2 separate regions of the Homo sapiens genome follow, and region 1 is linked to region 2. Evidence: chromatin contacts called from ENCODE Hi-C data. All regions are on one chromosome and are shown on one strand. Each heading gives the region's core, a stretch centred on a gene start or an enhancer-like site at or near the end of the contact. The rest is flanking DNA. Distances are from core to core; before and after follow the strand shown. Region 1 has its middle 78 kb from the start of CHL1-AS1. Region 2 overlaps CHL1 (cell adhesion molecule L1 like).

Evidence for each region. A loop is a pair of places that touch in the nucleus more often than their neighbours do. Pooled maps may share reads with other maps.
Region 1: a loop to region 2 is called in a map with no recorded cell type, with 10 times the contacts of the local background. The contact joins two enhancer-like sites. A Hi-C loop is called at or near these places in 4 of 37 single-sample maps with no recorded cell type and 4 of 50 pooled maps.

Annotation. Positions count from the first base shown.
Region 1 is chr3:461,008-466,142 of GRCh38, forward strand. No RefSeq gene overlaps it. Among named protein-coding and RNA genes, the nearest start is that of CHL1-AS1, 78 kb to the left of the region's middle. Within about 2 kb of position 2,049, at least 3 of the 41 ENCODE cell types and tissues checked have a DNase peak (open chromatin) inside an H3K27ac peak, as active enhancers do.
Region 2 is chr3:275,657-280,884 of GRCh38, forward strand. All of the region lies in intron 2 of CHL1 (cell adhesion molecule L1 like), which reads left to right. Among named protein-coding and RNA genes, the nearest start is that of CHL1-AS2, 81 kb to the left of the region's middle. Within about 2 kb of position 3,100, at least 4 of the 41 ENCODE cell types and tissues checked have a DNase peak (open chromatin) inside an H3K27ac peak, as active enhancers do.

The DNA.
Region 1 (5,135 bases), core at 799-3,298, 180 kb after region 2:
AGCAAACTATCCCAAAACTTAGTAACTTACAACTACAATTGTTTATTTGCCACAGAACTGGCAATTTTTGCTTGGTCAGGAAGGTTTATTTTTGCTTTTCACTGCTTCAGCTGGAGTGGATTAACTTGGGGATATAAGATCTATTTCCAGGAAGGTTCCCTCACATGCTGGCAAGTTAGTGCTGACTGTTGGCTTGGAGTTCAACTTGGACTGAGGACCAGGGGCTTAGGTTCTTCTTCACATGAGCTTCTCTAAAGCTTCTTGGACTTCCTCACAGTACAGTGTCTAGGTTCCAACAACAATCTTCCGAAAGAAAACCAGGCGTATACACTGCATCACTTTTATGATACAACCATGGATCATTCTGCATCATTTTCTACTGTAATCACAAATGCTCATAGATTCAAAGGAATGAAATAGAGACATCACCTTTCAATGGCAGAATACCAAGTGAAACTAAAAAGAGCATGTGGGATGAGAAATATTAGAAATAAGGCAATTTATCTGATGGCTTCTTACTTATTAGCCACAGAGTACTGTACTACCTTTGGGTAGTTTACTTTTGTAAACAATCTCTGTGTTCAATTATACTCAAACTACCAAATATGAGTATGCCATATTTTTTTGCTGGGACCCTGCTTAATACAAAATTGAGAGTAAATAATAGCAGGGAAGGTAAAGGAGGAGGGTGCCATTTAGCAAGGTGTCAGGAACTAGCCTAAATATCTACTACAGCACCATCTTTATCTTTAATACAAATATTTTGATATCACATAAGTTTTCATTGGAAGAAAGTCTCTTTCTGTTAAAAGAATATTTTAAAATACCACTGTTTATGTCCTTGAGCATCATGATATCAGTTTTAAAAGTTGTTTCCTGCCTACTGTACTAACTCCTAATCAAAACTCTTACAAGTTTGTGCTTCTTGCCAGGGAAATTCATTTTTTCTTCTTGGTTAATTACAAGATATGTACAAAGAACATACAATGTTCAGTGCACCTTCAGATGTGTTAACGACACATTATCAACACTAGATCATCTGACTCATCCATATTGACAGTCAAGGTATCATTAACCTCAAACTTGAATGATCTATTCAAACAGTGGCTTCATGCAAAAATAGTTTTTAAAAAAATATTTCTATAAGTTTTTTTCTTCCCTTTCTCTACTGCACATCTCTTCTCAGATGAAGCCCTTTAGGTACTTATTGAACCTACAGAAGGAAATAAGATGGCAGGAGTTAGTATATATTCTATTTGTCAGTACAAGTGAAATAGAATGGGGCTATGTACTTTTCAGAGGATGGAACTGAATTCCCTTGGAAAATAAAAAGAGAAAATTTCAGTATTTTGGCTAGAGGAATATAAGTTAAAGATAATACCTCTTTTCTACTTTCCTTGTGACCTGTAGGAGGTTTTCCCTATGTGAAACTGAAAGTGGTAGAATTGGTAAAGATACTGCAGCAGAAATAAATGAAGAGATGCAGGAATAAGTCACCGAAAAATTTAAACCTCAAGTAATGGTGCGTGCCTTTGTCTAACTATTTTAAATCAGACTCTTGAAAAAGAGTCATAATAAATTATAATAAAGAAGAACAATCTACATAATACTCCCATTTTACAAAAACAATTTTATCACAACTATAAATATTCTGGCTTGAAATATCTGGTACTTTCCCCACATTGTCCCTTGTGATGTTAGAGCTGCCCCTTAGGTCATTAGATCAGTCAGGGACCAAGCAAAAGACAGAAATCACACACAGTTTTATTAACAGAGAATGTCCTATGAAAAATTGTAAACTACGTGTAAAGTTGTTAACTTGGCAATCGAAAAGGCAAAAGGGGAAACTAAGGTATCATAGACAGATGACAAATGTGAGAAGCAACGGACACTCCTAGGGCTGGGGAAACAGAGGGAATAGGTTGGAATTTTCAGAACCTTGAAGCTTGGAAGAGGAGGCCTATAGAACGAACAGACAAAGTTCTGAGCCAGGACTCTGCTTAGCTGGCCTAGTGTCTCAGCTCACCAGAGGAGCCTGCCAAGGTCTGGATATAGACTTCTGACAGGGGGATCCTAAACAGCTGGTGCTAATATTTCCAAGAAGGACATTACGAGGTTCGTTCTGCAGGCACTGAGACACCTGTACAACAGCAACACAGCTGCTTTGAGGGTGAATATAGTAATGTAGGTTAGTACCTCATAGATACATTTTTAATATATATTCAGTACAAACTTTATATGTATTTTTTATCATCTGTTATCTATCTGTCTACCAACCTATCTATTAACCTATCTTCCTACCTATATAATCAATTTGTCCCATTTTCGTGATGCTGACCAGTAAATAGTTCAGGAGTTTCTGCTGTGCTTTTTCTTTAGGTTCCGCTCCTAGTGATTGCTATAATAGGAAACATTATGAGTTTTGACTCATTTGGCAAGCTTGCAGTTTCTTCCATAAACAGCCTTTTTATTCTGCCTAAATCAAGCAGATGCAAAGGAGATGGAAAAGCTGCATGTATTGATCATCTATGGTGTACTAGCCAACTGAGCTCGGTGCTTTTCAAAAATTATCTCATATGGTTCTTGCCATAATCCAATTATGCAGATATTTTTGTTCTCACTTCTCATTTTACTAGTGAGAAAACTGAAGTTATAAAACGTATCAGAAGATACACATAAAACATATGAAGTGGGCAGGATTTGAAGCTAGAACTACCTCCTTCAAAAAGATTTAAATCCTCCTGCCCCCACCAACTTTGAAACCACTGCTAGCCCATATGGTGTCTTGTGCTAATTTTAAAAAAAATGTGCTTACTAATTTAAAAAAAAATGCCTTCTCCAAGGCTGACAAAACCCCATGGGTACACAACCTGGCAAGAGGATTAAATGTTTGTGTGTTAGAAAAAGGCATTTCTACTTCTGGGTAGATGCAACTCTGAGTCAGGTCACACAGCTTGGAGACCTGAGCGGGGGTTTGATTTGCATCTTCTTTCACATCCTGGGTCGGGCACCCTTGTGAACAGCACAGTCTATACAACTGAATACCATGGTCTTTTTCAACATCACTTTCGTCAAAATATTGTTCCTGTTTAAGATCTCTCTTTCATTCAGATTTCAGCATTAAGAGGACAACATGCCTTTCTGCCCTAAAATGCTTTGTTGTTCTCACTTCACTTTTATATAATAATGCTAATTATGTAGTAAATTAGTGACCTTTTGCTGCAAAACAAATGATCTCAAAACTTAGCAGCCGAATAAGAACAAATATTTGTTATCTCACATAAATTCTTAGGGTCAGAAATCCAGGAGTCACTTTGCTGGGTGGTTCTGCTTTGGGACCTCTCATGAGATGGCAATCAAGCTGTCAGCCCGGCATCAGCCATTTGAAGTTTTCCGCAGCTGTGGAATCTTCCTTTAAGCTCATTCACAGGGCTACTGGAAGGAGGCTTCAGTTCCTCACCACACTGGCATCTCCACAGAGCTGCTTATCACATGGCTTCCCCCAGAAAGAGTGGCTGAAGAGAAGAAGAAAAATACCAGTCACAGTGGAAGCTGAAGGGACTTTTGTAACTTCACCTCAGAAATGAAGTATCATTTTTTTCTGTGGTAATTTTTTTCTTTTTCTTTTTTTGAGATGGAGTCTCACTCTGTCACCCAGGCTGGAGTGCAGTGGCACAATCTTGGCTCACGGCAACCTCTGCCTCCTGGGTTCAAGCGATTCTCCTGCCTCAGCCTCTTGAGTAGCTGGTACTACAGGCGTGCACAACCATGCCCAGCTTTTTGTTTGTTTGTTTTGTATTTCTACTAGAGATGGGGTTTCACCATATTGGCCAGGCTGGTCTCGAACTTCTGACCTTGTGATCCACCTGCCTCAGCCTCCCAAAGTGCTGGGATTATAGGCGTGAGCCAACGCGCCGGGCCTTTATCTGCTGTATTTTATTGGTCCCACAGAACAACATTGTACAACGTACAAATGATTGGGAGTCATCTTAGAGGGTAGCAAATATAGTTAAGACTATGGTCTCATTATATGTGCCAACATCCTGAGGAGATAAAATGGCTGATACTCAGGTGATCCTCAGTGGTACAACTGTTGGCTGGCATTTATTTTGGTCAAATGAGTGTTTTTCCTGATTTTTCTATGCTCATGCCCAATCAGTTGTTAAATATTTTAATAATTATTCCTGGAGATAGATATGGTTGTTATCATCAGCTTGCAGACGTTGAATGTGAGGTTTCTAGACTTCAATTTCCTCCACAAATAAATGCTAGAACCGACCTTGGAACCCCCAATCTTTTAATTACTATGTTATTACCTTCTTTAGTATATTCAATTTTAACTTCAATTCATCACTTCTAGAAGTAAGCTGGCACCACACTAATACCAAACATGTTTCTACATGAATAAATTTCCATAACATATTAAATATAAAAGCCTCTTTTAAAGCTAGCTTGATGTTAAAAATCAAAGGAAGAGATTTTATCATTAGGCAGGTCAGAGACTCATTTCACCCTGTGTTCAAAGAGCAGAGCCCATGTCTCAGATAAAGAGCTTATCTAATTTTGAGGAAGACATTCTATATTACTGTTTTCTTTCTAGCTAATATAACATTTGGATTTGAGTTTTAAGGGGATAACCCTCTCCCCAAATATTTAAGCATGTCAGTTCCATAGGAGTGCATTTAGGGAGACCAAGTGGGAGATCCTATTATTTGCATACTCCGCCAACAACAGAAAGACTGAGTTCTGTAATTATGAAAATTATCGGTTAAAACCGGTTGACAGGAAAAAATGACAACTTGGCTGATTTTTTAAAATTTTTAAATAGATACTGGGCATGTTATATAAGTGCTGCCTGAAGGCTGGGTTTGGGTATTTTATCAAAAAGTAGCAAATAATAACAAATGTACTTTGTGAAAAAATAATTAGTGGATGTGATTATTTTATTTTCGAAATATAAATTTATGCATAAGAAGAATAAATGCAAGGTATTAGTAGCAACCAATTTACTTCTTATACAATCCTTATTTCAGGCAACATTTATAAAGGCCAACTGAAATTGAAGCTAAGGCAAATGCCCAGATATAAGCTCAGGCCAAAATCCCCAAATTTGCAGTTATCAATATATCCTCAAT
Region 2 (5,228 bases), core at 1,850-4,349:
TTTTCCAAGAGTCTAACTTCATATATTCATGAGAATTTTGAATGAAGAATTCAATAAACTTGTTATTGTTCTATAATGAGAAATCTTTATTTGCTGAAAACAAAGCCTATTACTGTGTTCTAAAGAATAGATCTCAGTCTGAAAAGAATGCTAGTGCAAAGATAAACTTACATAAAAAAACTAGTATAAAATTTAAATATTATTAGCAATCATGATTAAGGATATTATTAATTGTATATATATACTATGTGCCAAACAATTGGCTAAGTAGTTTATATTTTACCTTATTTAATCCTTAAAACCCTTTTAACATATGAAAAAACTTAGAACTTGAATGTTTAAGAAGGTAATTTTTGTTCTAAAAACTAATAATTAGAAGAGTTGGGGTTAAAGATATGTTGAACTCTAAAGTCGAAATTATTATTGTTTATATTATTCTTTTAAAAATTAAGATAAATATTATATATTCATTGTCATGATTACTTTTATAATATATTTTTCCGACCTGTCTAAAATGCTGTGAAGGTAAAGATCATTATGTCTGTTTAATTCACCACTATATTAAAAGTATTATATTGCACCACCAATCATATTGTATATGATTTGTGTCCATTGTAGATACTCAATAAAATATATCAAATGAATCAACTTGAGCTTTGAAGGTTGGGATTGTCACAACATTAAGAGTGTTATAACCTTTCTTCTCAGACATTTTTGAGGAGTTGGAGATAGGAAACTGCAGAGTTTAGCCTGTTTGGAAGAAAGCTGGTGTTTTATAGTTTGCAGCATGATTGGAATCCAGTGACTCAACTGCCTTTGACCATGAGGTTTCAATAAGAGGCAAGAAGAACTTCAGTTCCAAGGAAAATCTCCTGATTAAAAGAGTCGTACACTGATCTCAAAAAGACTTCAATGGCAGCATGGCATGGAGTTCAAGAGTATGGGCTCTGGGGCTGGGCACGGTGGCTCACACCTGTAATCCCAGCACTTTGGGAGGCCGAGGGGGGCGGATCACGAGGTCAGGAGATTGAGACCGTCCTGGCTAACAGGGTGAAATCCCTTCTCTACTAAAAATACAAAAAATTAGCTGGGCATGCTGGCCGGCACCTGTAGTCCCAGCTACTCAGGAGGCTGAGGCAGGAGAATAGCGTGAACCTGGAAGTCGGAGGTTGCAGAGAGCCGAGATCATGCCACTGCACTCCAGCCTGGGTGAAAGAGGAAGACTCCGTCTCCTAAAAAAAAAAAAAAAAAAAAAAAAAAGAGTATGGGCTCCGGGCCAGATTATCCGGGTTCCATTCTAAAGCACTCCACTTATTAGCTGGTGACTTTTCAAATGACTTCTCTATACCCAAATGATCTCATCTGAAAATTGGAGATAATGATTGTACCTGCCTCATAGGATTATTATTATTAAGATTAAATGAATTACTGATAAAATACTTAGAACAGTGCCTGATACACAATATGTGTTATGTAGTGTTTGTTACATGAGTATTCATTCTAAAAAGTCTTTTAAAATATAAAGTAAATGCTTATAGATTTTTTTTAAAAAATTATGCATCTGCTTGAAAACTAAAGGATATTATTTGATAAAGTGCTAAGATGTTCTCAGTGCTAGAATTATATAATAGTAGCCACATCCTGGAACCATAAAGGCATTCTTAAGGAAGTTTATATTTAAAAAAGCAAAATAAAGAGCCAGGAATGAGTAACTAGTGCACAGACTGTGAAACCAGAGGATAATATTCTATATCTGTAAATACACATAACATTAAAATCCTTAATTTGACAACTGGCAGAAGAACACAGCATTGAATCTTGTATATTTTCATTTTCTCTTTCTCTTCTCTACCACATTCATTTCCATGTTACTTTTATCCTTTTCAGAATGACCAATTGCTTCCGTTTTAAACTATACTCACTGTACTTGGGATTTATTTCTCTTACCTTATACTGGAAAAAAATGCAAAAAAAGGGCATTCAGAACTTACGTGTCATTTTTATATTGCGAATTCAAGGAAAATAAATATTTTTGTGACTTTATTTCTAAGTGTTACATTTGCTTATTTTGTCTTTTCCATATTTCCCCCTTTCCCTGTCTTTGGCATGACATTTGGAATTGTTATTGGAAAGAGAATCAACTCAGAAATCAGGAAAGTTAGCCAGTGACACATTCCTTTATTACATGATGCAAATATTTTGCTTTGCTCTTTTAACATTTTTCTTTTCCATAACAAGAAGTTTTACAGCTACATTTCACAGATTTTACATCTCTGCATCTAACAGAAACATAAAATGTAGTTTGCATTTAGGTATTTGTATTTTATTTTACTAGGCAGGAATGTGGAGTGTGTTTGTGAGCTTGTGCATGTGAGCTGGAAGGAAGTGTGGTTGCCCAGTACTTCCTCAACTCATGACTGAAACTTTGTTCCAGTTCAAGAAGGAAATAAAGAGCCCTTCAAAATAGAATACTGAATACTTTCTTCATCCGCTCTATAGAAATCAGGCCAGGAAGCAAATTAAAATTACAAGAATATCCAAAACAGAATTATTTTGCTTGCTGTCTGTGTATTTGACCACTGCCTTTTATGATTTTAACCTTTCCAGACATTCTCTTTGGGGTCGGTTTTCCTTGTGGCCCATAGGAGATCCCACTGAAATCATTTACTAGTTGTTCCAGATTTCCCCACAATCCCCATTGCGCTAAGTGGCGGCTAATGTGGGAGCTGTCATGTTTGGAAAATACCATGATGCCATGAGTTAATTTCATACCTGTCACAAGATCTTGCATGCGATCCCAGGGGACCAGTGGTATGTCACACACTACTGCAAGCGTTCGTTAGTACCTCTCAAAGCAATGAACCATGGCCAAGAGATCTTGTTGCAACATATGGCAGCACCTGTCACCAGGCTTCATGACTGGCATAAAATTAACCTGTTTTCCTGTTTGATGCGCTGCTTTTTTTTGCTTATCCGTAAAAAGGATGAGAATAAATTGTATTTGGAAACAATTTACTGTTCCTTTCAAGAAGTATAATGGTAGACTTGGGTTACTGGACACAATGAATAGACAGTGTCCTTGTAGAAGTACACACACTGCTATTCAGTAAAGGTGGTATTTTATGAATTTCTGAATGGCAGTCTGCACATCTCACACAGGAAGCAACGTTTTAGTTTCTGAACTCTGTCAAACTTAGACATAGAGCAAGAAATGACATTATTGTGAGCCACATTGTGGAAGAAAAATCCAGGAAGCATGAGTTTCAGATGTGAGTTTGCCCTTGCCTTTCGAATGGTTTCAAGCAACCTTGAGCTTCCTCTCTCTTCTCTCTATATTTCTCACGCTCAGATCTTAGTATTCTAATGGGGACGCACGAAAAAGGGACCCACAGAAAAACAATATTCAGAATGATGCCGGATATTCAGTGTCTTAGAAAAATAGATTAATGGGATTTAGTCTTTAAGTCTTAAAACTGCAATTTAGCAGTTATTTTTATGGATAAAGACAAAGAATATAGTCCAGCATTTATATATGGCTTTCTACCTCAGAGAAATAGTAAAAGTTTTTTGATCAAATGATTTCTCAATAGAGAAAGTATCCGGTTTCTTGCATCATTTTTCTTTTCTTTTCTTTTCTATTTTGGATCTTCTTATATATCTTTTTGCAGAGCCTTAAGCTTCTTAAAATATTTATTTTAATCGAGGGGGGAGCTGTTTTCTATAGCTAGTCTTTTTCCTTCTTCTTAAGGTAAATGCTTCTTAGATTCTGTGAGTTTTAAAATTCATATACAGCAAAGAACAAAGATAAATTTAGCAGTCTTTTCCCTTTATGTCACTACCAAGTCTAGGGAACAAATGGTGCTGTTCTTCCACAATCTGGACTGGTTGCTTTGAATTCTGGAGTAATCAATTTTTCCTGGCATTTCTTAAATGGTCTTTTTTATTCACTGAATCTCCTTTGAAAGTATAAACATTAGTCCTTGTTCTATGGTTTTGGAAATTGATGACTGCTATTCTCAAAGGATAGTATAGTTGGAATGATTGAAGGAGCAGAGCAAAAAGCTGAACTGAAACAATGGAGGGAGGAAAGATAGTACCAGAGACAATGAGAGAAGTGGGCAGTGATTGGAAGGGAATCCGAAGTAGGGATTGGGGACTTAAAGGCTGCTTAGACTTGATTAATAAATGCTGTATAAATGAAATGCTGAGACAAGGGATAAAATTGCACTTGAGAAGTCACTTGAAAATGTGTTAATGCCTTTACTTGACAAGCATTTATTTTTTCATCCTGGGTATAAAACCACTGTAGGAAAATGTAGATCATTTTTTCACACTGAGTATTTTTTAACTGCTGATTATGGTTATGTTGTCCTAAAATCAGGTTTCTATTATCTGAAAAGAAAATAAAAAGAAATAAATATAGGTGTGTAAAGATAAGTATTTTGGAGGCATGGATCTTCAGGTGAAGTGTCATGTAATATCTTTGCTAAGTCGGGATAAAAATAAAATTTAAAACTGAAATTCATATTTAAAAAGTTCTTAGTAGAGTCTAGGCATTTTTTTTTTTTTAGTGTACCTAACAGTGATGAAAATTTTGTATCTAAAAGAATGAGGGATTTTGCAAGGGATTTTCAGGAGACTGTGGCACTGTCATGGATGGTAGCTATACCATTTTCTAACAAAGTATGTCAAGAAAATTGAACATCAGTCTTCTTACTAGAAAAGAGAATCTGTGGCAAATTATTTTATTAATAACAGCAAACTGAAGAGCCACAAAATAATTTAGATAAGAATTAAAGTGCTGAATAACTTAGATAAGAATTAAAGTGCTGAATAATTTAGATAAGAATTAAAGTGCTGAAACAATTTTATTACTGGTAAAGCTGAATTCAGAACTGCTTCTGGTAATTTTACTGTATCAAGCAGGCCCTGAGAAAGACAACCTGGAACTGTTTAAAGGGAGATGTTCAACGATGGTCACAAGATGCAGGACTCAAGAGCTTCCACCATTAGAAACTATCACCTTTACTACCACCAACAAAATACCTTTTTCTCTGAGAAGGAGTCAGTGAAGGGTAGAGATGAAATAGGAAAAATTTGGTTGGTTGGGTGGGTAGTAAGTTTAATCATTACTCTTCTTTAATGAGTAATAGAGTGGAAATAACTTTCCTCTCTGGTTTTAAAAGTTAACTAATAGTAAGTGTCTTTGTTAAAACACGTAGACACAC